Linked DNA regions of Homo sapiens: region 1 is linked to region 2. A link is an interaction called in ENCODE POLR2A ChIA-PET data of the cell type or tissue named here. Cell type or tissue: PC-9. All regions are shown on one strand. Links, peaks and the distances in the headings refer to the core of each region. The heading gives the core; the rest is flanking DNA.

Evidence for each region. Peaks named below come from ENCODE experiments on the same cell type or tissue, not always from the same donor. Only the 100,000 strongest peaks of a DNase experiment are listed, where the experiment ranks them.
Region 1: POLR2A ChIA-PET joins it to region 2 with 36 read pairs; 4 of 35 experiments call an interaction of 5 or more read pairs at or near these places.

Annotation. Positions count from the first base shown.
Region 1 is chr1:15,748,682-15,764,562 of GRCh38, reverse strand. It overlaps FBLIM1 (filamin binding LIM protein 1), which reads right to left and starts at 5,768. Exons shown (of 9, transcript NM_017556.4): 1 at 5,715-5,768; 2 at 1-67. SLC25A34-AS1 (SLC25A34 and TMEM82 antisense RNA 1) reads left to right here and starts at 14,673. Exons shown (of 2, transcript NR_149050.1): 1 at 14,673-15,133. RefSeq lists enhancers at 3,015-3,959, 7,636-8,415, 10,158-10,657, 10,658-11,159. In PC-9, for the core only: no CTCF peak of the experiment used is centred there; no DNase peak of the experiment used is centred there; H3K4me3 peaks cover 386 bases.
Region 2 is chr1:15,856,973-15,872,853 of GRCh38, reverse strand. SPEN (spen family transcriptional repressor) reads right to left here. Exons shown (of 15, transcript NM_015001.3): 2 at 1-38. Among named protein-coding and RNA genes, the nearest start is that of SPEN-AS1, 17 kb to the right of the region's middle. RefSeq lists an enhancer at 7,094-7,594. In PC-9, for the core only: no CTCF peak of the experiment used is centred there; no DNase peak of the experiment used is centred there.

The sequences.
Region 1 (15,881 bases), core at 6,385-8,884, 110 kb after region 2:
AGTGACCTCCCTCACCTGGGATCAGATTCTCCTAGAAGGGCTGAAGTCCTGGAGGTTCAGGCCAGCTCTGCTTTGGGAGGGAAAGAGAACAGATCAGGATCTGCCAGGGCGTCAGGGCTAGGCTCCGGCGGCAGAGTGGGCAGGGCACAGTGAGAGCTGCCCTCACCAAGACCGGCTCTGCCCTGAGCATGTTATACTCATTAACTCATAAACACTCACACGTTATGCTCATTAACTCATAAACACTCACAAGGTGGCTGCAGGGCAGGCACTATCATCACCCACCTAACACATCAAGAAATCGAGACTCAGAGAGAAGTCACCTGTCCAGGGTCACACGGTGGTGAGGTGGCACTGGAACCCAGAGCCCATGCTCTTGGCCACTTTGCTCTGCTCTGACCTTTCTCAGCCCTGCACATGAGCCAGCACCCTCCTTGCTTGCTTTCTAGTGCCAGACTCTCTCACTCCACCCAATCTCCAAAACCTGGGTCCTGGTTCAGGCCTGGGCAGTGGGCAGGGGGCAAGGGGAGAGATGGGGAGGCTCCATGGCCTCTGGTCTCACCTCCTAACCCTGATCTTTCTAGAGCATCAATCTCTTTCTCCTTTACTCAAAAACCTTCCATGGGCCGGGCATGGTGGCTCACAGCTGTAATCCCAGCATTTTGGGAGGCCGAGGCAGGTGGATCACTTGAGGCCAGGAGTTTGAGACCACCCTGCCAACATGGTGAAACCCCATCTCTACTAAAAATACAAAAATTAGCCATGCGTGGTGGTGGGCACCTGTAATCCCAGCTACTTGGGAGGGTGAGGCAGGAGAATCGCTTGAACCTGGGAGGCCGAGGTTGTGGTGAGCCAAGATTGCACCACTGCCCTCCAGTCTGGGCAACAGAGCGAGACTCTGTCTTTTTTTATTTATTTTTATTTTTTGAGACGGAATCTTGCTCTGTTGCCCAGGCCGGAGTGCAGTGGCACGATCTTGGCTCACTGCAAGCTCCACTTCCCAGGTTCACGCCATTCTCCTGCCTCAGCCTCCCGAGTAGCTGGGACTACAGGTGCCCGCCACCACGCCCGGCTAATTTTGTTTTTGTATTTTTAGTAGTGATGGGGTTTCACCATGTTAACCAGGATGGTCTTGATCTCCTGACCTCGTGATCCGCCCACCTCAGCCTCCCAAAGTGCTGGGATTACAGGCGTGAGCCATCGCACCCCGGTGAGACTCTGTCCCAGCACTTTGGGAGGCAGAGGCAGGTGGATCACCTGAGGTCTGGAGTTCGAGACCAGCCTGGCCAACATGGTAAAACCCCATCTCTACTAAAAATACAAAAATTAGCTGGGTGTGCTGGCGGGCGCCTGTAATCCCAGCTACTTGGGAGGCTGAGGCAGGAGAATCACTTGAACCCGTGGGAGTGGAGGTTGCAGTGAGGTGAGATGGCACCATTGCACTCTAGCCTGGGCAACAAGAGCGAAACTCTGTCTAAAAAAAAAAAAAGAAAAAAAGTATGGCTCTCCACCACCTCAGGATGAAGTCCAACTGCGGCAGCCTCAGCCTCTTTGAGCCCCTGGACCACTCGCCCTTCCTATGTCCTCTCTCTTGCCTTGCAGTGTTTCTTCTATGGTTTTCCTGTCCTGCCCCCACAGGGTGAATTTCAGCTTTCTCTTAGAGGCCCAGCTCAAACATCACCTCTTCCACAAGGCACCCCCCGATTCCTGGCCCTCTCCAGGGGCAGTTTCCTGCTGCCAAGGGTGGACGAAAGCGATGATAGCCCCAGGGCAGGACAGGCTGGCTCACAAGCTCACTATCAATGCGTCTGACCGGTGTCTGCATTCTTTGTGTGCCTAGAGGATATCAGAGCGCAGGCATCAAAACCCAGATCTGGCCACCCGATGGCTCACGCCTGTAATCACAGCACTTTGGGAGGTAGGCGATCACTTGAGGTCAGGAGTTCAAGACCATCCTGGCCAACATGGTGAAACACTGTCTCTACTAAAAATACAAAAATTTGGCCTGGCGTGGAGGCTTATGCCTGTAATCTTAGCATTTTTGGAGGGCAAGGTGGTTGGATCACGAGGTAAGGAGTTCAAGACCAGCCTGGCCAAGATGGTGAAACCCTGTCTCTACTAAAAATACAAAAATTAGCTGGGCATGGTGGCAGACGCCTGTTATCTCAGCTACTCGGGAGGCTGAGACAGAGAATTGCTTGAACCCGGGAGGCGGAGGTTGCAGTAAGCCGAGATTGCACCACCACACTCCAGCCTGGGCAACAGAGCAAGAGTCTGTCTCAAAAAAAAAAAAAAAAAAAAACAAATTAGCCAGAAATGGTGGCATGCACCTGTAGTCCCCAGCTACTTAGGAGGCTGAGGCAGGAGAATCGCTTGAATCCTGGGAGGCGAGGTTGCAGTGAGCTGAGATTGTGCCACTGCACTCCAGCCGAGGTGACAGAGTGAAACTCTGTCTCGAAAAAAAAAAAAAGAAAAGCATAAATCAGAGAGCATGGTGGCACCCTGATACCCTGATGTCAGGAAAAGGACATTATTTCCCATCTCTCAGGTAGTTCCTGCTGACAGTAGTCCCTGTGGCCAAGGCTGAGGTGGGGCCATGGGTGGGAAAGCTGGGAGTCCAGTGAGCACATCAGTCCTCAGCAGGCACCCAATGCCTGTGCCCAGGGCTAAAAATGTCCCCTTTTCTATCTCGCTCTTCAGGCTTCCCTCCTTATCTCAAAGTGCACTGGCCACTTTGGGTTCACAGCGACTGATGGATGATAATAAAAACAATAACACGTGCTCCTAAATTCCCTTAAGTTGTTTGGCTAAAATACATAGCTCAGTCTGACAATAAAATATCTATTCTGAGGAAGAAACCAATATATTAGGAAAGAGCTTCAAAACTTATTTTAAAGTACTTGTCTTTTGCTTCTGGGTTTGGAAATGATGTCTGGAAGTACGTATGCTTAGGCTGGCTGTCACGGGCTTTAGTTTTACACTTTGTTATAAGTTTAAGAATCTATTTTTGTCAACAATGTTCAGAGTACATGTGAGATTTAAAGAAATACCAAACGACTTGCTGATAAGGCACTTGTTTCGTGCCAGGCCCTGTGCCAGGTACTATATGTGCCTCAAAACCCACCAGCCTCTCAATCTAGCTGCAAGAAATGCCCATCCTGCCCCCACTTTGCAGATGGACCCTGTGAGGTTCCAAGAGGTTAAGTGACTTTCCCAGGCCATCCATGGCACTCGGAATTCTAATGGAACATCATCCAAAAGTGTGTCCCCAGACACGCTTTTCCTTCCTTGGGTGGCACAAAGTCGCCCAAGTTCCCAGGCCTGTTCTCACTCTACAATGGCCCAATCCAGACCAGAAATCTTGTGGTCGGCATGTTCCGGGCTGGTCCCCAGGGGCTGCTGTGGGGCTTCGGGATGGCCCTCTGCCTCCTCCCACCCAGCCCTGACCCTTCCTACACTCCTCCGGGAAGTCGGATCTGCCTGGCTTCTCGGAAAATGTCCAGCACTGAGGCCAGATGTTCACAGCTGGGCAGCCCCTATACCTCCCAAGCAGTGACTGCAGGGACCTCAGGCCCCAGGGGGTCTAAGCTGGGGAGTTTCAAAGCCCTGTCAATCCCATCGGGAGAGGGAGCCCCGGCTTCCCTCCCGTCCCACTGCCACCGATTCAGCTGGGAGCAGGCTGTGTGTAAGTTCCCTGGGGCCATCTCCCAGTCAGCTGTGCCCAGGGGACCCTCCGCCCCCACTCTTCCTCCCCCAGAGAGCGAATCACAGATCCAGTTAGATAAGTGGAGAAAAGTGGGAACAAAGGGAAGGAAAGTCATTTCCTGTCCAAAGGAAGGAAGGAGGCAGGGATCCAGCCAGCCACCCAGACCAGCTAGAGGCTGCAGCCTTGGGGCAGAGAATGTGCAGCTCAGGGGGGGTCACCCCCACAGTCCTCCTTCCTACTCCTTGTTCCCTACAAAGAAAAAAAAAAACAAAAAAACCTCTGGGGCCACCTCTAAGCTCTGTTCTTTTTTTTTTTTTTTTTTTTTCTGAGACAGAATCTTGCTCTGTGGCCGAGGCTGGAGTGCAGTGGCGCAATCTCAGCTCACTGAAACCTCCACCTCCCAGGTTCAAGCGATTGTCCTGCCTCAGCCTCCTGAGTAGCTGGGACCACAGGCACACGCCACCACCCCTGGCTAATTTTTGTATTTTTGGTAGAGACAGGGTTTCACCATGTTGACCAGGCTGGTCTCAAACTCCTGACCTCAAGTGATCCGCCCTCCTCGGCCTCCCAGAGTGCTGGGATTACAGGCTTGAGCCACTACACCCGGCTTAAGCTTTGTTATTTATTTATTTATTTTGAGACAGAGTCTCATTCTGTGGCCCAGGCTGCGCAGTGGTGCGATCTCGGCTCACTGCAACCTCCGCCTCCTGGGTTCAAGCGATTCTCGTGCCTCAGCCGCCGAATAGCTGGGATTACAGGCGCGCGCCACCACACCCGGCTAATTTTTGTATTTTTAGTAGAGACGGGGTTTCACCACGTTGGCCAGGCTGGTCTCCAACTCCTGACTTCAGGTAATCCGCCCGCCTCGGCCTCCCAAAGTGCTGGGATTACAGGCGTGAGCCACCGCTCCCGGCCAGCTTTGTTCTTTAATGACCGGATAAAGCAGTCTACCTTTGGGTACGGAATTAAATTTAGGCAGAAGTGGCGGGGTGTGCCCCAACCCCTCCCACCCTGCAACTTAGGGGAGGGGTTCCCTCAACCTCTTTCCCACCCCAGGGAAACAGAGGAGGTAGAGAGCTGGGTTCACACGCGGCCCCACTTCTTTCCTGCGGGGTGACCCCGAATAGGTCACAGAAACTCTCTGGCCTCGTTTTTTCATAAAGTGAGAATGAGTGTGTCCCTAGGGCGGCTGAGAGGATATATAAGGAAAGAAGACTCAGGGTCTAGGCCCTTGGAAGGTGCAAAGAGAAGGACAGCTGGTTAGGCAGCAGCTGAGAGGGAGAAGCAGCCCGGGGGCTGGGCTCGGCTGGGGGTGCCTCCAGGACCCGGACAGAACCTACAGCGTCATTAAGAGCAGGAATCTGGGCGCGGCCCCAGCCTCTCCCCGGGGTCCTCAGGCTTGGGTGGGAGGTGAGGGGTAGGGGCCGACGCCAAGATCATCCCAGGGCACACACCTGGGTATCGCCCATCTCCACACCTTCTCAGCCCCCGACGGGCGCGTGAGGCCCAGAGAGGAGCAGCCCCGGGACCCGTCCCTCCCCTTGCCTGACCCTGGCTAGGAAAAGGGGCCTGGAGCGCCCCCGGGCTCCGGAAACGCGGGACCCTCCGCAGGCAGCCGAGCAGGGCGGCCGCCGGGGTCACCGCTGGGCGCCGCCGGAGCTTTAATTCGATCCATGTGCGGGACTCCGGCCTTTTGTGCGGGAGCTTCCGCCCTGCGCGCCGGGTCCCCGGCTCCCGCTCCCGGGCTGGGACTCGGCCCTCCGCCGGCCTCACTGAGCCCTCGCCCCGGACCTGCCGACTCCCCGACTCCGGGGAGAGAGACCAAGAGACTGGGACGCAAAGGGCGTGAGGACCGCACCCCCCACCCGCAGGCCCCTCCAGGGGCGCCGCGCCGGGGGTCCCGGCTGGCGACCGAGCAGGCTCCGGCCGAGCACTGCCGGCGCTGTCACCTGTGTGCACCGGGGACAGGGACGGAGGGACGCGACCCCCACCCACCCGGCCCGCTTACCTGGGCCGCCCGCGCCCCGGCGGCTCCGATCCGACGCCCGAGCCAGCGGAGCCCGGAGCCGCTGGGCCTCCCGTCCCCTCCGCCCGTCCGCCCTCCCCGCCCCCTCGGCTCCCTCCGCCCCGCCGCCCCGCGCCGCTTTACCATAAAAGGTGAGGCTCGGGGGGAGGGGGCGCGGGATTCCCGCCCCGCGGAAGCGGCCCCTACCTGCCCCCCAACCTGCCCGGCCGCGCCCCGCGCCGCCCCTTCCCCCTCCCTTTGTTCCCTGGACGACGCCTCCCCTCCCCCTTGGCACAGGCCAGGGGGTGGGAATGGGGGGGAATGGGGATGGGGGCGATGGGGGAATGGGAGGGATGGGGAGTGGGGGTAGGAGAATGGGGAGTCGGGGTGGGTTTCCTTCCCTCCCCGCTGCCCATCCCCTCGCGTTCTTCATGGACCCCGAGTGGTCCCTGCCGTCCCCCTTCCCTCGCTCTCCTGGGTTGGCAACCCCACCTACCCTGTCCGGCGGAGGTGAGCGCTTACTTTGGCTCTGGGATCCGCCAGGGTCTTGCGTCAAACCGACCAGGGTTCTGCGGCCGTTTACTAAGCGTGAGACCCGGAGCAGTCACGCCACCTCCTGAGCCTCAGTGTCTTCATCTGTAAAGTGGAGGTAGCCACTGCCTACCTCTCCAGGTTGGCCTGAGGATAAAAGGTGACAGTTACAGCCAGGACTGTGATTAATAGTGGTTAATATATGCTGGGTTGGGGGCTTTTTCCGGGAGTGTTCCTGAGGGTGGGGGTCTCGGAGACCCCCAGTGGAGCAGGTCACCTTGTTCTGCTCTCCTGAGCGGTAAGCCCTCTGCAGGTGGGTCCCGGTGTCCCGGGGGACAGGCCGCTCCAGGAGCTCTGGAAGGCAGGGCCCGGCTGGCCCTGTGGCTGAACCCCTCCCTCCACATCCAGTGACCCTCCCCCTCCCAGCTGGAGCAATTAGGACGGGAGCGGGAGGGGAGGCAGAGCCTGGACTCTGGGGCCCGGGATGGGGCCGGGATGGACTGCCTGGGTCCCTGGAGGCCTCAGGGACATTGTGGGGAAAGGAATCTGGGTCTGATTCAGAGGCAGACAGATTGTTCTTTTGATTAAAGCCACAGTGGCTGAGGCTTGAGGAGCGCTGGACCCAGCGCCATCTGCGGGGTGGCCAGACAGGATCTGGCCCGTCCTGCAACCCCTCAGCTACAGTCACCCCTCCAGGGTGGCTCTGGGGCTGTTTCTGAGGGAGGCTGGTTTATGAGGGTCAGAGGAGGCTGCCTCCGCCCTCACCCACTGATCATCGCCCCTCCCATCCCTCTTGTCGCCCCTTTTCCCATTTGATCCTCTCAGCCAAGCTGCAGTAACAGCAGCAGTCCCAGGAGCTGCCATTGATAGGGGCTTTCTAGGTGCTGGTACCCATCCTCATCCCCATCCTAATCCCACAAGAGCCATGAGCACCAGGGCTGATGATTCCTGTTCACGGTCAAGGACACTGAGGCCCCGAGAGGCTCAAGGCCACACTAGGGGCAAATGGCAGAGCCAAATTCAAACCAGAGCCGCTGTGTCCCTGGGCACACAGCTCTGCTAGTCTCAAGAACAGGTACCAGTGCCATCCTTTACAGAATCGGAAGCTGGGGCTTGGAGGTGCTGAGAGTTCTGTGCAGCAGGGCGAGGCTGGGACTCAAGGCTGTCTGAGTCCCTGCTCGGCTCATTCCTGGCTTGGCAGTGATATCCTGCCCCTGCCCCCCAAAACTCCAGCTTTGCAGCACCCTTTGGAGGAGACTTCCCCATACCCTCTGAACGACAGAGACGGGAAGGACTCAAAGGAGGAAGGTGCGATCTGGGGGTTTTCAGGCGCTTTTGGCTGTAGAACCCCTTTGCAAATGCTTAGTGACCCAGAAGTTTATTTAAGAGATAAAAGTGGAGCTGCCTGCCCTCACCTCCATGACAGCCCCTGAACCACCTGTTGCACCCCCAGGTGGGATAGTGAGGCAACGAAGAGTTGATTTGGGGCCTTGTTCAAGGTCACACTGACTTAGTCTAGGACCCAGGCTTCCCACATTTGCTCTGGGACAGTCCAAGGGGAATGAGGGGTTCAACTGCCTCTGCTTACCTGCCTCCAGCACCCCAGGCCACCTGTTCCACCGCCACCACTGCTCCCGGATGGAGGGATTCGTCCTGGCCCGCAGCAGCTCGGGTGTCGATGTCACCGATCGGCAGGTGCCAAACTTCCTGCAACGGAAACCCAGGAAGTGCGCTGGATGAGAACACACGCCCTTTGTCTGCCAGCTCAGAGGCTCTGCTGCCCTCCGCCCTCCCTGCCAGGCTCACAACGGCTTTCTTCTCCCTTAGATGGCTCCAGCAGGCAAGGGGCTCAATCTTCTATTAGGATGGTGGCAGCTGAGACCCTGAGTGGCAGGGAAGGGGTGGAAGAGAGGTTTGAGGGCAAGTCTGCTTGCCGGGGCGGGGGTGGCACCTCCACAGTGGAGAGCTTTGACTGAGCAGACACTGACCGGGCACCTACTGTGTGCAATGCATGAGTCAAGGAGCCGACGGGATCAAATCAGACATGATCAGTCCTTGTCCCCACAGTCCTTACAGGGAGATTGGGTAGAGCAAACCATAAAGCAAATTAACATAACAATAACCAATAGTAAAAGGTGCTATGAAGGAATGGACAAGGGGTCTGAGACAAAAGGGGGTGGGGTGGGTGTGGGGTGTGGGGTGTGGGGGGAAATCCTCTCTGAGGAGGTGAGGGTTAAGCTGAGATGGGGAGGAGCCAGTGTGAGAATAGGGACGAATATTCCCAGGGAAAGGGGGCAGAAGGGAAAACATGGGCTTTAAAGGTCAGAGGTCAGCTTGGCAGACAGCCTCAGAAGCCCCTTGGGCCTCCCAGCTCCTTCCTCCATCCTCCATCTTCCACCCTACCTGCTTGGAGTCAGGTCAGTCCAATGCTTATTTCCTGGGCGCTGCTGTGTGTGGGGCCCTGTGCTAGGCAGGGCGGGGAGAGGAGCAGCATAGAGAAAAGGGAGCTCCCCCATGGTGGCCGGGTCAGATGGGGACACAGATACAGCTGTGAGTAACATCAGTATCTGGGAGTGATTCCAGCTCTGCCACTTGCCAGCCTTGGGCAAATCACTTCTCTCTGGGCCTCAGTTTCCTCTTGCAACCGAGGGGTTGCCAACCCAGGTTTGTCCCTTGTGGCTTCATAGCAAGAATCTGGTGGGGTAAATGTGGGTAAAAATACCTGATGCTCAGTAGGTGTTCAGAGATGAGTTCCTTTGCTCTCCCTACCACATGAAGGATAGAAGTTTTAGTAAGAGGGACAAAGTTCTGAAGGGAAGGGAAGGACGTGACTTTGTCCTGCAAGAGAATCCAAGGAACATCCATGGCTCCTGATAGCCAGCACTACTTTCCCTGATTCTGATAACAGCACTCAGTTTCTGTTTGGGGAACCTCTCTTCCACTCTCAGTGCCTGGTGTATACATGACCCATGTCCAGCCAATCATAGTGGCTGTTAGTTCTAAGATCAGCTCTCTGGGCTTGTTGGCTGGCAGAATACAAGCTTGACACCACTTTTGCCCCCCACTTGGACCACCACAGAGGACAGCAGAGCAAAGAGATAGGAAAGAAAGATAACTGATTTCATCAGCTGCTGGATCCAGCCATACCTGCAATCCTACTACCAGACCTCCAGAGTCAATGCATTTTTTTCCCTTACTTTTTATTTTTTATTCTTTTGAGACAGTCTTGCTCTGTCGCCCAGACTGGAGTACAACTATGGGCTCCCTTACTTTTTCTTTTTTCTTTTCTTTCTTTCTTTCTTTTTTTTTTTTTTTTTTTTTTTTGTTTTTTGAGACAGAGTTTTGCTCTGTCACCCAGGCTGGAGTACAGTGGCACGATCTCGGCTCACTGCAACCTCTGCCTCCCAGGTTCACGCCATTCTCCTGCCTCAGCCTCCCCAGCAGCTGGGACTACAGGCGCACGCCACCATGCCCGGCTAATTTTTTGTATTTTTTTTTTAGTAGAGACGGGGTTTCACTGTGTTAGCCAGGATGGTCTTGATCTCCTGACCTCGTGATCTGCCTGCCTTGGCCTCCCAAAGTGCTGGGATTACAGGCATGAGCCACCGTGCCCGGTCCTTACTTTTTCTTAAACCAGTTAAAATTGTATTTCTGCAGTTATTTGTTGCGCTTTTTTTCCTTGTTCTAAATAAATAGTCAGTCATGAGGCTGGGTGCAGTGGCTCACACCTATAATCACAGCACTTTGGGAGGCCGAGGCGGGCGGATCATTTGAGTTCAGGAATTTGAGACCAGCCTGGCCAACATGGCAAAACCCTGTCTCTACTAAAAATACAAAAATTAGCCGGGCGTGGTGGCAGGTGCCTGTAATCCCGGGTACTCAGCAGGCTAAGGCAGGAGAATTGCTTGAACCTGGGAGGCAGAGGTTGCAGTGAGCTGAGATCGCACCACTGCACTCCAGCCTGGGTGACAAGAGCAAAACTCTGTCTCAAAAAAAAAAAAAAAATAGCTCTGCGTGGTGGCGGGCGCCTGTAATCCCAGCTACTCGGGAGGCTGAGGCAAGAGAATTGCTTGAACCCTGGAGGCAGAGGTTGCAGTGAGCCAAGATCGTGCCACTACACTCCAGCCTAGACAACAGAGCAAGACTCCGCCAAAAAAGAAAAAAGGAAAAAAAGCCAAGTGGGAATCGACCAGGCCACAGCTAGAGCCACATGGTGTCCACTCTCAGGCTCCAATCCTGTGTCCCACTGCCTCACCCAGGCAAAGCCCAGCTTCCCAAGACCTGGCTGTGACAATATTGTCTCCGCGTTAATCCCGCTCTGGTTTAGGGGCCTGAACTGGCTCTGACCAGGCGTGCTGGTTCCCACGGCCAGACCGTCCACTCAGCGAATCAGCACAGGCTCCAGGGTGAGGGGGTGAGAAGTGTGGGAGAGGCCAAGGAGGGGCCTGAGGCTCAGCAGACTGAGGGGGCCCCTCCTCGCCCTAGGCCTTGCTAGTCAGGGCCCTTCTGCCCCTTATTTGGGAGGGTCCTTGAGCTAGCCCCAAACCCTCACTGATCCCAGCCCCCTCCTTGAGCCCCCATCCCACTGGGACCCTCTACTCCCAGCAGCATCTATCCCAGCATCTGCCCTTGCTGATCTATCTCCGCACCCTCAAGCCCTGAGCCTCCTCCTTACTAAAGCACAATGTGGCCTGGAACCTGCCATTGCCCCTGTGGGTCTCGCCCTCTTCTCTCTTAGCCAGAGGTGGGCTTATTGTGAAGTTAATAAAACTTATGCTCATGGCCTCACTTCCATGGCCCCTGTGAAGGCTGGGAGTTGCTGGGAGTTACAGAGTGTTCTAGACAAGGAGAGAAGCTGGTTTCACTCAGGAAGCATGTCCATGAAGAACGCCTAGCAAACTGTCCAGGGAGACATCAGAAGAAGGACCCAAATCTCCAAGTCTCCAGTCATTTGTTGTGCTTTTTCTCTTTGTTCTAAATAGTCACTTTTGGCCAGGAACAGTGGCTCAGGCCTGTAATCCCAGCACTTTGGGAAGCTGAGGCAGGCAGATCACCTGACGTCAGGAGTTCGAGACCAGCCTGGCCAACATGGTGAAACCCCGTCTCTTCTAAAAATACAAAAATTATCCGGTCTTGGTGGTGTGTGCCTGTAATCCCAGGTACTCAGTAGGCTGAGGCAGGAGAATCGCTTGAACTCAGGAGGCGGAGGTTTCAGTGAGCTGAGATCATGCCATTGCACTCCAGCCTGGGCAACACAGTGAGACTCTGTTCTCCCCCCCACCCAAAAAAATAGTCACTTTCATACGAATTCTGTATTATTTTTTCTAAAGGGAGTCCTAAAAATTGGATCTGCCTTGCTCTTTTTATTTTATTTTTTATTATTTTATTTTTTGAGACAGAGTGTTGCTCTGTTGCCCAGGCTGGAGTGCAGTGGCGCCATCTCGGCTCACTGCAAGCTCTGCCTCCCGGGTTCACGCCATTCTCCTGCCTCAGCCTCCTGAGTAGCTGAGACTACAGGTGCCCATCACCATGCCCAGCTAATTTTTTGTATTTTTTTTTTTTTTGAGACATAGTCTTGCTCTGTCGCCCAGGCTGGAGTGCAGTGGCATGATTTCGGTTCACTGCAAGCTCCACCTCCCGGGTTCATGCCATTCTCCTGCCTCAGCCTCCTGAGTAGCTGGGACTACAGGCGCCCACCACCACGCCCAGCTAATTTTTTGTATTTTTAGTAGAGACGGGGTTTCACCGTGTTAGGCAGGATGGTCTCAAACTCCTGACCTCGTGATCCACCTGCCTCGGCCTCCCAAAGTGTAATTTTTTAAATTATTTGTAGAGATGAGGTCTCACTATGTTGCCCAGACTGGCCTCGAACTCCTGGGCTCACGAAATCCTCCTGTCTCAGCCTCCCAAAGTGTTGGGATTACAGGCGTGAGCCACTACACCTGGCCCATATGCCTCACTCTTATTCTTTACAATCCCCTCTTCTCACAGTAGCCAGAACACCTCACTAAAGCAGCATCTAACGCCCTTCTGTGCACAGCCCTCTGTGGCTCCCCGCTGCTCTCTGGGACAATGCCAAGCCCCTCACCCTGGCCCTGTGTGATCCTGCCCCAACCCACCCCCGAGACAGCATCTCCCACCACTGCACCCCTCACCCCTCTGCTGCAGCGGCGCTGACCCTGCCTCAGTCCCTCAGTCCACTCCAGAGCCTTGAAACCCACCTGGGCTTCAATACCACCCCCTTGGCCTGGGAACGCCTGTCTTCTCACCTGGGTTATTCCAAATGCTTCCAAACTATTCTGAAAACAGCCACGAGAGGACTCCTCTCAAGGTGTACGTCAGCTTCCGTCATGTCCTTGTGCAAAACCCTCCGCTGGCTCCCCTCAGGGCAACGCAGTCCATAGCCTCGCCCGGGGCTCCAGGCCCAGCCGCTCCACCCTCTCTACCACCTTCCTTTTTTTTTTTTTTTTTTCTGAGACAGAGTCTGGCTCTGTCACCCAGGCTGGAGTGCAGTGGTGTGATCTGGGCTCACTGCAACCTCCGCCTCCTGTATTCAAGCAATTCTCTGCCTCAGCCTCCTGGGTTCAAGCAATTCTCTGCCTCAGCCTCCTGGGTTCAAGCAATTCACTGCCTCAGCCTCCAGAGTAGCTGGGATTACGGGCACTCGCCACCACGCCTGGCTCATTTTTGTATCTTTAGTAGAGACGGGGTTTCACCATCTTGGCCAGGCTGGTCTTGAATTCCTGACCTCGTGATCCACCCACCTTATCCTCCCAAAGTGCTGGGATTACAGGCGTGTGCCACTGTGCCCTGCTCTACCACCTTCCTAAATGCCCTGGCCTGTTCCTGCCGCAAGGCCCTTGTTGAGCCGTCTTCTTGGCCTGGGAAGTTCTTCCCTCCGCTGTTTGCTTGGTTGCCCCCTCACTCTGTTCAGGTGTCTGCTCCAATGCCCCCTCCTCGCAGGAGCCCTCCGTGGACGGCAGCTTCTGAGATGCCCCCAGGATCCCCACCTCCTGGCCTCCATGCCCTCCCCTCGGGTGGGTGGGACCTGGGGACCTCTCCTCAATGATAGATTGTGGCCAAAACAATAGGATGTCACTTTCAGCACTGAGTCACAAAGCGTGGGCTTGCTTGTCCTCCACCCCTCTCCCTGGTGGGCTCTGAGGAAAGCCAACGGCCGCATTGTAGGGGTGCCTTGCAGGAGCCCGACGTGGCAAGGAAGAAGGGAGGCCCTGGGCCTTACGACGACACCACAGCCTCGCTGACCCTTGGCAGTAGCCCTGAGACACAGGACCCGGCTCAGCAGCACCCAGATCCCTGACCCACAGAAAGAGCAAGACGATCAGTGTCTGTTGTTTTAAACTCTTCAAGTTTGGGGGGTAATTTGTGACGCAGCTGTAGATAACAAATACACCTTCTCTCACTTCTGCCCCCGTCACTCTGTCCCCTGACCCGGCTTTACTTTTCTTTGTTTCTTTGTTAGTTTGTTTTGAGACAGAGTCTCACTCTGTTGCCCGGGCTGGAGTGCAGTGCGACAATCTCGACTCACTACAACCTCCGCCTCCCGGGTTCAAGCGATTCTCCTGCCTCAGCCTCCTGAGTAGCTGGGATTGCAGGCACGCGCCACCACGCCCGGCTAATTTTGTATTTTTCGTAGAGACGGGGTTTCTCCATGTTGGTCAAGCTGGTCTCAAACTCCTGACCTCAGGTGATCTGCCCGCCTCGGCCTCCCAAAGTGCTGGGATTACAGGCGTGAGCCACCGCGCCCAGCCTCCGGCTTTACTTTTCTTTGCAGCATTTTGTGGAAGGGAACCTCCCTTACTCCTCTCAGTGTCCCCAGTGCCAGCCTGATGCCTGGATCCACGCAGGTACTCAGTGATGACACTGAATGAATGAATGGGTGAAGAAATGCAAGTCCTCAGAAAGAAAATGCCAGAGCTCAGAAAAGCCAGAAGTAGGGGGCTCAGGATGGGGAGGCCAGCTAACCCCAATCCCAGCTGCCCCAGGGGTCACTACCCACTTTACGCAGGGCCTGGGGACGCTGGTCCCCCACCTCTTCAGCACGATGTTGCCCTGACCCTAGAACCTTGGTCCTGGTGGTCAGGCCCCAAGGGTCAGGCTCTTCGGGTCCCCTTGGGGAACTGGTCCCAGCCTCATGCTTTGCCCAGACCATACAATTTGGATTGTCCTATGCCTGCTGGACTTCAGGCCTATTTTCTCCATTTGGTGTGGAGATTTGCTAAATGCCTCATTTAGAGTGAGCTCATTTTATGCCCTTGTCAGTCTTTTCATGAAAATATTTCGATAAGAAAAGAATGCTATTCCAGCCCACGTGTCCTGATTTTTGTTTGGAAAACAATCCCTGTGCCCATAAAAAGGAAAGGACTGCTGAGTCCAGTCCCCTCCTGGCCCTGTCCCTAATGGGGCCCAGGCTGTGCCAGGGATCCAGAGGCTAAAGCACATTCCAGCAAAAACACTGGCCCCCGCTTGGAACCCAGAGCCCAGTCTGGGTCCGGCAAGGGGCTGGCCCTGTGCCCACCTAACTGAGCCATTTCCTTCCAGACTGGGGCACATTTCCTGCCCGGAGGGAACAGAGCACATTCCCAGGCGGCATGGACTGGGTCCTGCATTGGGGGAGGGGATTCCGTAGGCATTTTCCCAACCCCAGCGACCACGCCCTGGGATGAGAGGCCTGTCCTGGTGGTAGGGCTAGGAGCACGGTTCAAAGGGTGCTGCTGGAGCTGTCCAAGGGGTGGCCATTCTTCGGGGAATGAGCTGAAACCACCCGGCCCTGCCTTGGGTGCAGCCTGCTCTGTATCCCAGGTGTGCTGAGCGTAGAGCGAGAAGGATCCTTGAGTCACCCCTGCCTGCTCCCAAGCAGCAGTCTTCGGGTGAGTGTGGTGCCTTTGCCGAGAGGGAGGGACCCATCAGAGCCTGGAATCCTCAAGGTGCCCTCTCCAGGCCTCCCCTCCTCCCTAATGCCTCCTTCCTGGCCACCCCCATGCCTCTCAAACCCCCTCCAGAAAGACCACTGGCCGGGAGGCTCCTTTGCCCCGTGGGGCTTCCGCTAGGAAAGGGCCCTGAGTTGCAGCCCTGGATCCCCATGGAACCAAAGGGCCCTGGGGGCTGGAGCTGGGCTCCTTTGCACCGAGGTGGCTGGAACCACATTCCAGAGCCTGTCGGTAATGGACGTGCCATATTTCTCATCTCTGTTAGTTTCCCTGGCCCCAGCTTTTCAACAAGAAGAGGGTAGCAGGGAGCATTCAAAGCACTTGAGCTGTGGGGGCCAGGCCACCTGGATTCAAATCCCAGGTTTGCTACTTAATGCCTGTGCGCCCTTGAGCAAGTCACTTAACTTCTCTGAGCCTCAGTTTCTGACTCTGTAAAAAGGGATAACAGTGCCTGCCTCTTGGCGCTGATGTCAAAATGAAATGAAACGGTGAAAGTACCCAGCACATGGCAGACACCCAGCATGCAGTGGTAATTCTTCTGCCAGGTTCAGAGAGGGGCAGTGGCTTGTCTAAGGTCACACAGAGGGTAGGCAGAGGAGCTGGTACCCAACCCTTTGGCCTTCCTGAGCTGGGCCCTGAACGGGCTGAGATGGGAGGGATGCTCATAGCCTTCAAGAAGTCAGGGTTG
Region 2 (15,881 bases), core at 6,712-9,211:
TCTTGGGAAGAATTTTGACACTTTCCACGCGGCCATATCTGGAAAAAATAAAGTCAACGTTATTGCTGCATATCAATAATTTTCCAAAATGAGTTTTTAGATTTTTTTTGGACAATTTGCGTTATGTATGTAGGAGGGACGACCTGCAAAATGACTTTTTAAATGGCTCTCTTTTACACTTAACGTTTTTCTCTCTGGGGAAAATATCTGTATCGCATTATTACATTACTCTCATTTCTTTTTTTTTTTTTTTTGAGATGGAGTCTCGCTCTGTTGCCCAGGCTGGAGTGCAGTGGCACAATCTCAGCTCACTGCAAGCTCCACCTCTGGGGTTCACGCCATTCTCCTGCCTCAGCCTCCCGAGTAGCTGGGACTACAGGCACCTGCCACAACGACAGGCTAATTTTTTGTATTTTTGTATTTTTAGTAGAGACGGGGTTTCACCGTGTTAGCCAGGATGGTCTCGATCTCCTGACCTCGTGATCCGCCCGCCTTAGCCTCCCAAAGTGCTGGGATTACAGGCATGAGCCACCGCGCCCGGCCCATTCCTTAAATATAATATTTACAAAACTCCCCTTCACCTTTCTAGAACCCTTAGCTGAAATGCACTTTTTTTTTTTTTTTTTTTTTTGAGACAGAGTCTCACTCTGTCACCCAGACTGGAGTGCACTTACTGTAACCTCCAACTCCCAGGTTCAAGTGATTCTCGTGTCTCAGCCTCCCAAGAAGCCGGGATTACAGGCATATGCCACCACACCCAACTAATGTTTTTTGTATTTTTAGTAGAGATGGGGTTTCGCCATGTTGCCCAGGCTGGTCTTGCACTCCTGACCTCAGGTGATCTGCCTGCCTTGGCTTCCCAAAGTGCTGGGATTACAGGTATGAGCCACAGCACCCGGCCTTGAAATACACTTCTCAGAAGTTTTTACAAATATTTATAGTCTAAAAACGACTACTGAACCTAAGATAGAATCAAAGTAATTTAAAAATCTGTAAAACTTATATTAAAATAAAAACTATACATAGCTATTTTACAGATTTCATTTTAACTTAATTCATTAAGTGACAATCGTACTGGAAAACTGAAGTACTCAAACACTCCTTACTTAAAGGCAAAAGTAAATCCAAATATTTTTGTGTCCATTTGCAAGTGACAGTCTAATTTTTTTAATGTAATTTTTTTGCTACTTAATTTTCTTTCTCCAGGGAGTTAAAACTGTTAAACTTTATAATATAGGTACAATTAAAATTATTTATACAGGCTGGGTGCAGTGGCTCACACCTGTAATCCCAGCACTTTGGGAGGCCCAGGCAGGTGGATCACCTCTACTAAAAATCCAAAAAAATTAGCTGGGCATGGTAGTACACATCTGTAATCCCAGCTACTTGGGAGGCTAAGGCATGAGAATTGCTTGAGCTCAGGAGGTGGAGATTGCAGTGTGCCAAGATCGTGCCACTGCACTCCAGCCTGGGTGACAGAGCGAGACTCAGTCTCAAAAAAGAAAATAGAAAATACATGAGAAAAGTGACTAGGGTTCTAATCCCGATTAGGTTATTAACTATATGGTTTTAAAAGGCACTGTTGAGGCCAGGCGTGGTGGCTCAAGCCTGAAATCCCAGCACTTTGGGAGGCTGAGGCAGGCAGACCATGAGGTCAGGATTTTGAGACCCAGCCTGACCAACATGGTGAAACCCCACCTCTACTAAAAATACAAAAATTAGCAAGGTGTGGTGGCACACGCCTATAATCCCAGCTACTCAGGAGGCTGAGGCAGGAGAATCACTTGAACCCAGGAGGCGGTGAGGACGCAGTGGGCCGAGATCCACCCTGGGCAACAGAGTCAGACTCCATCTCAAAAAAGAAAAAAAGGCATTGTTCTAGGAGCTTAACACATCCTGGGAACAAAACATAGATCCCTAGCCTCATGACATTTATTTACAATTTTCAGTTCGTTGGTATGTGAAAAGAAGACCCCTCCCATTCTAAAATTGTTTTCATCAACTGCATAAGAAACTCACTCCATAACTTCCAAAGCATCAATTACACAAAGCTTTAAAATCCTTAGTATGCTAAAATCCAAGGAATTCTCTCAATACTCCTTTCTAGAAGTGACTACATTCAACCTTTATTGGCTAGGCTATCAATAGGAATGCAATGATTAATTTTAATCTTAGCTTTTGCAACTGACCTAATAAGCAATAGGAAAGAACTGCCACACACTTCATTCTCACACAAGTCATGCTACTATAGAAAACAATTCTCTCTGAGTCATTCTTGAAGCAAGACAACAGAACACCAATGAAAATAACACATTCAAATTTTGCATCTAATCCCTCTTTGCCCAGTTAATTTCTAGAGCTAAAAAATCACATCTGAGTCGTTTTATGATCATTAACATTACTGTTCTATTTCCAGGGAATGAGATCCCATCTTTACTAGCTCTCAAAGTTTTGAAATCCTGCTATGGGAGAAAAAGTTATTATAGAATTGTAAATGAGGACGAGTGTCAAGCCTTTTGAAGATGCAGGCAAATTACATAGCCACCCACCCAACTAAAACCCAATATATAACTTCCAAAAGATCACATTTTTATCAAACTACCCATGGCTTTGTGTACTGCCTACTTTTCCACCTTTCCATCCCATCATCACCACAGCTGTGCCTTATTCAAAAGCAAATGATCGGCTGGGCATGGTGGCTCACACCTGTAATCGCAGCACTTTGGGAGGCCGAGGCAGGTGGATCACCTGAGGTCATGTGTTCAAGACCCAGCCTGACCAACATGGTGAAACCCCGTCTCTACTAAAAATACAAAAATTAGCCAGGCATGGTGGTGCCCGCCTGTAATCCCAGCTACTCAGGAGGCTAAAGCGGGAGAATCGCTTGAACCCAGAAGGCAGTGAGGTTGCAGTGAGACAAGACCACGCCACTGCACTCCAGCCTGGGCAACAGAGTGAGACTCTGTCCCAAAAAAAAAAAATCAATAACTATAGACAGACAAAAAGCAAAGAGCAAATAAACACACCATAAGGGATAAGAAAAAGTCATGAGAGATGAATATATTCAAGTTTGGCTAGGCTACCTGTAACAGTAGAGACAACACGCCACGTGGTGGCACACACCTGTAATCCCAGTAATTTGGGAGGTTGAGGCAGGAGCATCAGTGAAAATGGCCATGAGTGAGTCATGGCCATGCCACTCACCTCCAGCCTGGGCAATAGAGCAAGACCCTGTCTCATAAATAAATAAATAAATAAATAAATAAATAAATACAGTAGAGACAATAAATGTTTGTGCTGGTTTTTTACATTATAAAAAGATTAAAATCATTCCTCTTTTGAACTCAGTTAAATCATAAATGTATCCATTACAACCACCAAATTATGGGCACTAATGTAGTAACATTAATACTTATATTACCTTTTTTGTAACAAAATTTTATAAATGAATTACTAATTTATAATTCAACCCACGTGAGTTTATATTTAGACCAAAAGGGCCGGGCACGGTGGCTCACACCTGTAATCCCAGCACTTTGGGAGGGCCAAGGCAGGCAGATGACCAGGTCAGGAGATGGAGACCATCCTGGCCAACATGGTAAAACCTCATCTCTACTAAAACGCAAAAAATTAGCCGAGTGTGGTGGTGCCCGCCTGCAGTCCCAGCCACTCAGGAGGCTGAGGCAGGGGAATCGCTTGAACCTGGGAGGCAGAGACTACAGTGAGCCGAGATCGCGCCACTGCACTCCAGCCTAGGCAACAAGAGCCAAAACTCCATCTCGAAAATAAATTAATAAATAATTAATTTAATAAAAGCTGTTACTTGTCATCAACATAACTGAAGTAGATATTAAGACTACTCCATTCACAATTACTGATATCCCCATATTTCAACACACTAAATGTAGCATGTAACTTGAAATCATATACTCAGATTACAAGACTCCTACAATTTGAACATAACCAAGTAAGACAGTAAAATTTGTAATATGTCATATACCTCATGTCAGTTAAAATAAATTAAAACCAAAGTAAAACTTAACAAATATCCAGCAAGTCAATGATAAATCTAAATAGCTAAATGACAATGACAAATTAAAACAGTTAATAGTTTAATTCTGGCTGGGCACGGTGGCTCACGCCTGTAATCCCAGCACTTTGGGAGGCCAAGGCAGGCGGATCACGAGGTCAGGAGATCGAGACCATCCTGGCTAACATGGTGAAACCCCATCTCTACTAAAAATACAAAAAATTAGCTGGGCATGGTGGCGGGCACCTGTAGTCCCAGCTACTTGGGAGGCTGAGGCAGGAGAATGGCGTGAACCCGGGAGGCGGAGCTTGCAGTGAGCCAAGATCGCACCACTGCACTCCAGCCTGGGCAACAGAGCAAGACTCCATCTCAAAAAAAAAAAAAAGTTTTATTCTATCTAAAGACATATCAAAAATATACATAAACCTATGGAATAGGAGAAAATAATTACAGATTATATCTCTGATAGGGAACTCCTAAAACTCAATGAAAAGCACAATCCAATTTTCTAAAATGAGACTGGACACAGTGGCTCAAGTCTGTAATCCCAAAGCTTTGGGAGGCCAGGTGGGAGGATCACTTGAAACCATGAGTTCCAGACCCACCTACACAACACAGCAAGACCTCATCTCTATAAATATATATGTATATAAATAAATAAATATATATAATTTTTTTTTTAATTAGCTGGGGCCGGATGCAGTGGCTCACTCCTGAATCCCAACGCTTTGGGAGACCAAGGGAGGTGGATCATTTTAGCCTGGGAGTTTGAGACCAGCCTGGGCAACGTGGCAAAATCCCAACTCTACAAAATACACAAAAATTAGCTAAGTGTGGTGGCACATGCCTGTAGTCCCAGCTACTCAGGAGGCTGAAGCAGGAGGATTGCTTGATCCCAGGAGGCGGAAGTTGCGGTGGGCTGAGATCACGCCATTGCACACCAGCCTGGGTGGCAGAGCACATATACGGATACAGAGAGAGATACATAAATGGCCAATAAACACATGAAAAGATGGTAAATTTAGTCATCATTAGTCATTAGGGAAATCAAAATCAAAATCACAATTATATACCATTTCATACCCACTAGGGCAGCTAAAAAAAAAAAAAAGGCAATGACAACTAATAATGAGGATGAAGAGAAATCTGAACCCTCATACATTGCTGGTGAGATAGCCACCCAGCCTGGGTGAAAGAGCAAGACCCTGCCTCAAAAAACAACAACAAATATACAGATATTTTCATAGCAGCATTTTTCATAACAGCCAAAAATGAGAAACAATCTAAATGGCCATCAACTGATGAATGGATAAAAAACGTGGCATGAGCCAGGCGTGGTGGCTCAGGCCTATAACCCCAGCACTGTAGGAAGCCAAGGTGGGCAGATTGCTTGAGCTCAGGAATTGGAGACCAGCCTGCGCAACATGGTGAAACCCTGTCTCTTAAAAATAAAAATAAAAGGGGGGAGGGCATGCCCATTCAATGGAATATTGTTCAGCAACAAAAAAGAATGATGTTCTGATATATTCTAAAATATGGATGAACCTTGAGAACATGCATAATGAAAGAAGCCAGTCACATACTGTATGATTCCATAATACACAAAAGGTCCAAAATAGGCAAATCCATGCAAACAGAAAGTAAATTAGAGATTGCCAGGGGCTGAAGACAAAGGAGAATGGAGAATGACTGCTAATGGATGTGGGTTTCATTCTGGGGTGATGAAACTATTCTACAATTAGATAGTGATAATGGTTGCGCAACTCTGTGAATATATTAAAAACAGCTGAATTGTATACTTTAAATGGGTAAATTTTATGGTTTATGAGTTACAGCTTAATAAAACTGTTATCTTTCAAAAATACAAAAAATACCTGTCCCTGTCCTTCAACACAAAAGATTTTATATCTCCTTTAGTCACAAGTTTCTATGTTATCTCACTATAAATCAACTGTATGCCACATCCTACTATAAATAGGCAACCATGGAAGGCATTTTTCTATTTCAAGCACGCCTAACTAGGAACGTTATATATGATGAGGTGCTGATGATAGTCAAAATCTGCTAGCTTCATTTCATGGTAATACAGAACTCTTTCAAGAAATTTATTATGAAATGATTTTATATATATAATGGATATATGAGCTGTTCTTAAATAACTAATGTATTCCAGCCGGGCGCGGTGGCTCACGCCTGTAATCCCACCACTTTGGGAGGCCCAGGCAGGCAGATCACGAGGTCAGTAGATCGAGACTATCCTGGCTAACATAGTGAAACCCCGTCTCTACTAAAAATACAAAAAATTAGTCAGGTGTGGTGGCAGGCGCCTGTAGTCCCAGCTACTTGGGAGGCTGAGGCAGGAGAATGGCGTGAACCCGGGAGGCAGAGCTTGCAGTGAGCCAAGATCGCACCACTGCACTCCAGCCTGGGAAACAGAGTGAGACTGTGTCTCAAAAAACAAAACAAAACAAAACAAAAAAACTAATGTATTCCTCCTTTAATCACTCTTTTCAGTAACAAATATTTAGTAACAAATAATTACTAAAGATGGCAAAAGATACGGAGAATCCCTAAAGCCAGCAAAAGAAAGTTAACTACAAAGCCCTAATTTCATTTTTAGAAAAAGCTCATACCCTGAAGTATTTCTCTACTAGGAGGGATGGGAGGAGGGAAGGAAAAAGAGGTGAGCAAGATTTTTCATAGTTTGAAGATATGTATTAGCTTATGCCAAAAATAATAATAATAATTGAGCTGTCATATAATTTTGGAACTGGCATGATATAAAATCCCTAAACCATAAAGGAAAAGACTACATAAATCAAACCACATAAAAATTACAACTCCTGAATCACTTGAACTCAGGAGGCTGAGGCTGCAGTGAGCTGAGATCATGCCACTGCACTACAGTTTGGGCAAGAGTGAGATTCCATCTCCAAAAAAAAAAAAAAATTACAACTCCTATATAGCAAGATATAAAGTCAAAAGACAAATGGAGAAAAAAAATACTTGCAACACTTGAGAAATAAATGATTTCCTAACTATACAGAGTTATTAGAAATCAAGGGAAAGAGACGCCCCAACAAAAAACAGGCAAATGTGGCTGGGTGCGGTGGCTCACACCTGTAATCCCAGCACTTTGGGAGGACAAAATGGGTGGATCACCTGAGGTGAGGAGTTTGAGACCAGCCTGGGGGCAATACGGTGAAACCCCGTCTCTACTAAAATACAAAAAAATTAGCCGGATGTGGCGGTGCGTGCCTGTAGTCCCAGCTACTCAGGAGGTTGAGGCAGGAGAATCGTTTGAACCCAGGAGGTGGAGGCTGCAGTGAGCTGAGATCCAGACACTGCACTCCAGCCTGGCAACAGAGTGAGACACCGTCTCAGAAAAAAAAAAAAAAAAAAACAGGCATATACCTGCATAGGAAGATTTTCTAAAACACACTCACAAATGGTAATTAAAACAAACACACTCGCCAGGCGTGGTGGCTCACACCTGTAATCCTAGCACTCTGGGAGGCCGAGGCCGGCAGATCACCTGAGGTCAGGAGTTTGAGACCAGTCTGGGAGCAAGACGGTGAAATCCCGTCTCTACTAAAATACAAAATTTAGCCAGGCATGGCAGCGTGCGCCTGTAGTCCCAGCTACTCGGGAGGCTGAGGCAAGAGAATTGCTTGAACCCAGGAGGCGGAGGTTGCGGTAAGCTGAGATCTCACCACTGCACTCCAGCCCGGGCGACAGAGTGAGACTCCATCTCAAAAAAAAATTAAAATTAAGATTAAAAACACACTCAAAGCTGCTCAATTTCACTCAAAATCTTAAAAATGGGCAGGAATGATGGCTAACATCTATAATCCCACCACTTTGGGAAGCCAAGGCGCGAGGACGATTTGAGGTCAGGACATCAAGACCAACCTGGGGAACAAAGCAAGACCCCTCCCCACCTCCCCACCCTACCCCCTTCTCTACTAAAAATAAAAACATTAGCCAGGTGTGTTGGCACTTAGTAGTAGTCCTAGCTACTCAAGAGGTTAAGATGGGAGTTTGAGTCCTAGCTACTCGGTAGGCTGAGACGGGAGCTTGAGCCCTAGCTACTCGGTAGGCTGAGACGGGAGCTCGAGCCCAGTAGTTCCAGGCTGCAGTGGGCATGATCACACCACTGAACTCCAGACTGGGTGACAGAGCGAGACCTTGTCTCAAAAAAAAAAAAAAAAAAAAACCCACAAACCTAAGTTCACACACCTAGAAATTCCATTCACAAAAATTTATCATACATGTATAACTGCACTTGTCTGCAAGAGTACAAAATTGCTTACTACAACACTGCTTACAATATTAAAAAAAAAAAAAAAAAAACCGGCCGGCACAGAGGCTCACGCCTATAATCCCAACACTTTGGGAAGCCAAGGCAGGCAGATCACTTGAGGTCAGGAGTTTGAGAACAGCCTTGCCAACATGGCAAAACCACCACCTTTACTAAAAGTACAAAACTTAGCCAGGCGTGGTGGCAAGCGCCTGTAGTCCCAGCTGCTTGGGAGGCTGAGACACGAGAATCACTTGAACCCAAGAAGAGGAGGTTGCAGTGAGCCAAGATCGAGCCACTGCACTCCAGCCTGGGCAACAGAGTGAGACATTGTTTCAAAAAAAAAAAAAAAAAAAGCAACCACTATTCTACTTGCTGTCTTTATGGAGTTGACTACCGTAGCTAGGTACCTCATATATGTATATCATACAGTCCACTTTTCCTTCTTTTGTTAACTGGCTTATTTCACTTACATAGTGTCTTCAAATGTTGTAGCATGTGTCAAAACTTCCTTTCTAAGGCTGAATACTCCACTGTATGAATTCTGTTTATTACACATCTGATAAGTGCATTCTGTTTATCTATTCATTGGTCATCGACATTAGAGATGCATTCACCTTTTGGCTATTGTGAATAGTATTGCTGAAAACATAATAGATTAGTTTTTTTGTTTGTTTTGTTCTAAGACAAGGGTTTGCTCTGTTGCCCAGGCTGGAGTGCAGTGGTGCAATCATGGCTCACTGCAGCCTCAACCTCCCAGGCTCAAGCAATCCTCCTATCTCAGCCTCCTAAGCAGCTGGGACTACAGGCAGGCACCACCACACCCAGCTGATGTTTTTGTTTTCCATAGAGATGAGGTCTCAACATGTTGCCTAGGCTGGTCTCCAATTCCTGGACTCAAGCAGTCCTCTAGTCTCGGTCTCCCAAAGTGCTGGGATTACAGGTATGAGCCACTGCACCCAGCCAGATTACTTTTTTATATTAGAAACTATTTATTGGTTCTAAGTAGAAAGGCTTTAAGAAAATGTTAAGACCAAGAATAAGCTTAATTCAACCAATAAAACTATACCCCTATCTGTTTACTGAATCCAGGGTGAGTGCCTAGATTCCTGAACATAGAAAACTTGATAATTACAACTCCTGGGAAAAGGCATCTGTTTCCAGTAAAGCTCTGAATGCAGACATTCTTCAGAACTATTGCAGGCTTCATTACTCCAGTAAGGAAAAAAATTATATGTGTCTGTGTGTGTGTGCATGTGCAGTTTTGTTTTGTTTTTCTGAGACAGCGTCACTGTCACCCAGGCTGGAGTCCAATGGCACAATCTTGGCTCACTGCAGCCTCAACCTCCCAGGTTCAAGTGATCTGCCCGCCTAAGCCTTCCAAGTAGCTGGACTATAGGTACATACCACCATGCCCAACTACCTTTTATTACCCACTGAGAATGGGAAAAGTGCTGGGATTCGGCCGGGAGCGGTGGCTCACACCTGTAATCCTACCACTTTGGGAGGCTGAGGTAGGCAGACCACAAGGTCAGGAGATCGAAGCCATCCTGGCTAACACAGTGAAACCCCATCTCTACTAAAAATACAAAAAGTTAGCCAGGAATGGTGGTGGGCACCTGTAGTCCCAGCTACTCAGGAGGCTGAGGCAGGAGAATGGCGTGAACCTGGGAGGCGGAGCTTACAGTAAGCTGAGATTGCATCACTGCACTCTAGCCTGGGCGACAGAGCGAGACTCCGTCTCAAAAAAAAAAAAAGCAGAAAGTGCTGGGATTACAGGCATGAGCTACCCGCACTTCACCGAAAAAAAATTATTTATGCACATACATACTCACATTATATTTTACTCCAATCTAATGAAAAATTATTTATTAAGTAAAATTAACTTTTAACAAAGGGACAGTGTTCAACTGACAAACCTCTCAAAAGATTGTCAAATTATGAGGAGAAAAATTCCAAAGTTTCTGTAATCTTTAGATTCTACTGGTTAGAGCAAATAAAAAGCCTGAATATTTTAGACAATCTTGGAAAAAATTCACAGTGTGCTTCCTCCCCAGAGAACAAGACAGGAGTTTATACTGCAAGAATCAAAAAGTAAAGTGCAGGAATATAAATAATCACGATGACCATTAAGCTAACATTCGGACACTATTCTCACAATAATTAATGAGTAGCTTTCATAAATGTATCTGATTTACATAGTACTTTTCTAGGAAGAACTGAAGTATAATTGTAAATAGAACTGCTAATAACCAAAATAAAACATTTATTAAAGTAATGACAGTAAACAAAGCACTTAGATTAAGAAAAAAGGTGCAAGGCAAGCTGATCCAAACACGAAGGCTACAAAACACAAAGCTGAAGTTAGCAGAAGCCAAGAGACTAAATCATAAATTAGCAAAAATCCACATCAAGAGTCCCTCAAAAGGCCAAGAATGGTGGCTAACTCCCGCAATTTTTGTTTTTTGTTTTTTTATTTTTTGAGACGGAGTCTCACTCTGTCACCCAGGCTGGAGTAAAGTGGCGCAATCTCAGCTCACTGCAACCTCGGCCTCCCAGGTTCAAGCGATTCTCCTGCCTCAGCCTCCTGAGTAGCTGTGATTACAGGCATGTGCTACCACGCCCAGCTAATTTTTTCATATTTTTAGTAGAGACGGGGTTTCACCATATTGACCAGGCTGGTCTCAAACTCCTGACCTTGTGATCCACCCGCTTCAGTTTCCCAAAGTGCTGGGATTACAGGAGTGAGCCACCGCACCCGGCCCAGTCCTGTTATTTCAGCATTCTGGGAGGCCAAGGTGAGAGGATGTTTAAAGCAAGGAGTTTTGAGACCAGCCTGGAAACACAGCAAGACCCTGTCACTACTCCCCCCACAAAAAAAAGAGAGTCCTTGCTGGGAATGGAAAGGACTCTAAAAAGGTGCTTACTAATACTGTTATTTACAGTACAACTGCTGAGAAGGAAATCAGCTTCTATCCTTAGGACTTACTTTTCAGTAAAATAATAATTTTTTAAAACTATGGGAAATATACAAATATTTCTAATATTTCACTTAACTAGTGACTTTTATCCTTACTCCATAAAAAAGTATCTGGGCCAGGCACGCTGGCTCACACCTGTAATCCCAGCATTTTGGGAAGCCGAGGTAGGTGGATCATGAGGTCAGGAGTTCGAGACGAGCCTGGCCAACATACTGAAACCCCGTTACTACTAAAAATACAAAAATTAGCCAGGTGTGGTGGCATGTGCCTATAGTCCTAGGTACTTGGGAGGCTGAGGCGGGAGAATCGCTTGAACCCGGGAGGTGGAATGCAGTGAGCCGAGACCACACCATCTGCACTCCAGCCTAGGTGACAGAGTGAGATTCCGTCTCAAAAAAAAAAAAAAAAGTCACTCAGCCTGACCAATGTGATGAAACCCCATCTCTACCAAAAAGCAATTTTTTAAAAAAATTAGCTGGACATGGTGGCACGCAACTGTAGTCCAAGCTACTTGGGAGGCTGAGGTGGCAGAATCAATTGAACCCAGGAGGCAGAGATTGCAGTGAGCCAAGACCGTGCCACTGCTCTCCAGCCTGGGCCACAGAGTAAGACTGTCTCAGAAACAAAACAAAACAAAACAAAAGTCCGGGCACAGTGGCTCACTCCTGTAATCCTGGCACTTTGGGAGGCCGAGGCAGGCGGATGACAAGGTCAGGTTATCGAGACCATCCTGGCCAACATGGTGAAACCCCGTCTCTACTAAAATACAAAAAATTAGCCAGGCATCGTGGCATGTGCCTGTAGTCCAGCTACTCAGGAGGCTGAGGCAGGGGAATCGCTTGAATCCGGGAGGTGGAGGTTGCAATGAGCCAAGATTGTGCCACTGCACTCCAGCCTGGAGACAGAGCAAGACTCCATCTCAAAAAAAAAAAAGTCACTAATAGCCAGACTCACACACCTGTAATGGTCACACCTGTAATCCCAGCACTTCGGGAGGCTGAGGCGGGAGGATATCCTGAGACCAGGAGTTTGAGACCATCCTGGGCAATACAGTGGGACCTTATCTACACACACACACACACACACACACACACACACACTACAGTGGGACCTTAGCTACACATACACACACACACACACACACACACACACACACACACACACCTCTGAAGCTACTTGGGAGGCTGAGATGAGAGGGTCACTTGATGAGCCTGGGAGGTTGAGGCTGCAGTGAGCTGGGATTATACCACTCCCCTCCAACCTGGGTAACAGAACAAGGCTGTCTCAAAAAGAAAAACAGTCACTGAAGTCTATGCCTTAAGATGTTAACTACGCCAGGCACGGTGGCTCACGCCTGTAATCCCAGCACTTTGGGAGGCCGAGGCGGGCGGATCACGAGGTCAGGAGATCGAGACCATCCTGGCTAACACAGTGAAACCCCGTCTCTACTAAAAATACAAAAAATTAGCCGGGTGTGGTGGCGGGCGCCTGTAATCCCAGCTACTCAGGAGGCTGAGGCAGGCGAATGGCATGAACCCGGGAGGTGGAGCTTGCAGTGAGCTGAGATCGCACCACTGCACTCCAGCCTGGGTGACAGAGCAAGACTCCGTCTCAAAAAAAAAAAAAAAAAAAAAAAAGATGTTAACTGATCATTCTTTATACTTATTAAATACCTGAGCCTCTCCAGTCAACATTTTAATCTTCTGAATTATAGCATCTCTAGAACTAAAAGCTTTCTCCAGAAATAAGAAGTCTTTTTAGGAAAAGTCCTCTCGAAAATCATTTTTAAAACAAATTTCAAATCAATCCAATATACAGGAAATAAAATGCTACAACTCTTTGAGACACAAAGCTGTGATGAAAGTTCCTTTTCAGGCCGGGCACAGTGGCTCAAGCCTGTAATCCCAGCACTTTGGGAGGCCGAGGCGGGCGGATCACAAGGTCAGGAGATAGAGACCATCCTGGCTAACACGGTGAAACCCTGTCTCTACTAAAAATACAAAAAATTAGCCGGGCGTGGTGGCGGGGGCTGTGGCGGGCACCTGTGGTCCCAGCTACTCGGGAGGCTGAGGCAGGAGAATGGTGTGAACCCAGGAGGCGGAGCTTGCAGTGAGCCGAGATCCCGCCACTGCACTCCAGCCTGGGCGACAGAGCAAGACTCCCTCTCAAAAAAAAAAAAAAAAAGAAAAGAAAAAGAAAACAGAAAAAGAAAATGAACTATAAATAGAGTGCAGTGGCACATACCTGTAATCCTACATACTTGGCAGGTTGAGGCGGAAATATTGCTTGAAGCCAAAAGTTGGAGGCTGCAGTGAGCTATGATCTCACCTGTGTATAGCCACTGCACTGCAGCCTGGGCAACATAGTCAGACCCCATCTCTTAATTAAAAAAAAAAAAAAAACTAAAAAAGAAAACCGACTGCAATATAATTTAAAACTATTTCAAACTTTAAAAATACTAATTAAGGAGAGATATGTTTGACTGAAGAACATAGCTGGTTAGCAGAAGGATTCATTTCAAAGTAACTGATACACCAATGTCACATATAATAGCTATACACTATTTCAAAACATTAAGTTTTTTGTTTGTTTGTTTTTTGAGACAGGGTTTTTCTCTATTGCCCAGGGTAGAGTGCGGCAGCGCAGTATCGGCTCACTGCTGCCTCTGCCTCATGGGCCCAAGTGATCCTCCCACCTCAGCCTCCTGAACAGCTGGGACTACTGGTGTGCGCCATCGTGCCCGGGTTTTTTTTGTTTGTTTGTTTTTGTTTTTACAGCCTGGGTTTTACCATGTTGCCCAGACTGGTCTGGAACTCCTGAACTCAGGTGATCCACCTGCCTCAGCCTTCCAAAGTGCTGGAATACAGGCAAGAGCCACTGCACCTGGCCAAGCTCTTTTAAAATCCAACTGATCATCCAAATATAGTCATGCATCACTTAAGAACAGGGATACATTCTGAGAAATGCATCTTTACGTGATTTCATCATTGTGAAAACAACAGGGCGTACTTATGCAAACCTCAATGGTAGAGCCTACTATACACCTAGGCTATGCATTGGGTGGTAGTGTTGTATCAATTCTGATTTCCTAACTAGGAGGACTACACGGTGGCAATACAGGAAAGTGTCCTTGTTTCAGGGAGGTACACACTAGAGAATTTAGAGTGGAAGGACATCATGCCATAAAGACAACAGAGGGTAATGGAGCAAATGTGACAAAATGTTAACTGGTGAATTTGGGAAAAGGGGATGTGGGAGGTGTAGTCTGATCCTGAACTTTTTTTTTTTTTGCTGGGCCCAGTGACTCATGCCTGTAATCCCAGCACTTTGGTAGGACAAGGCAGGAGGATCACTTGAGCCCAGGAGTTCAAGACCAGCCTAGGCAACATAGTGAGACCTTGTTTCTCTTTCTTTTTGAGACGGAGTCTTGCTCTGTCACCAGGCTGGAGTACAGTGGCACGATCTCGGCTCACTGCAACCTCCAACTACAAGGTTCAAGTGATTCTCCTGCTTCAGCTTCCCAAGTAGCTGGGATTACAGGCATGTGCCACCACACCCAGCTAATTTTTGTATTTTTAATAGACACAGGATTTCACTATGTTGGCCAGGATGGTCTCGATCTCCTGACCTCATGATCCACCCACCTCGGCCTCCCAAAGTGCTGGGATTACAGGTGTGAGCCACTGGACCTTGTCTCTAAAACAAATTTTTTTAATTAGCTGGACATTATGGCTCATGCCTATAGTCCCAGATACTGAGAAGGCTAAGGTGGGAGGATACCTCAAGCCCAGGAGGTCGAGGCTGCAGTGAACCATAATTATGCCATTACACTCCAACCTGGGTAGAAAAAAAACAATTTTTTTATGAAAATAAATAAATAAATAGGGGCCGGGCACGGTGGCTCACGCCTGTAATACCAGCACTTTGGGAGGCTGAGGCAGGCAGATCACTTGAGGTCAGGAGTTCAAGACCAGCCTGGCCAACATGGTGAAACCTTGTCTCTACTAAAAATACAAAAACTAGCTGGGCGTGGTAGCACACGCCTGTAATCCCAGCTACTCAGGAGGCTGAAGCACAAGAATAGCTTGAACCCGGGAGGCAGAGGTTGCAGTGAGCTGAGATCACGCCACTGCACTCCAGCCTGGGCAACAGAACGAGACTCCGTCTCAAAAAAAAAAGGCTGGGTGCAGTGGCTCACACCTGTAATCCCAGCACTTTGAGAGGCCGAGGCAGACAGATCACTTGAGCCCAGGAGTTCGAGACCAGCCTGGGCAACAGAGTGAGACCTTGTCTCTACAGAAAATACAAAAATTAGCCGAGTATGGTGGTGTGCGCCTGTAGTCCTAGCTACTTGGAAAGCTAAGATGGGAGGATCTCTTGAGCCCGGGAGGTTGAAGGGACACAGTAAGCAGTGATCACACCACTGCACTCCAGCATGGGTGACAAAGTGAGATCCTGTCTCAAGAAAAAAAAAAATACAGGAAGGAGAAAAGCAGATAGGCCATAACTGATGGTTGTTGGAGATGAACGAGAGGAACTTGGGATTCACTGACTATTGTGTCCACTTTTG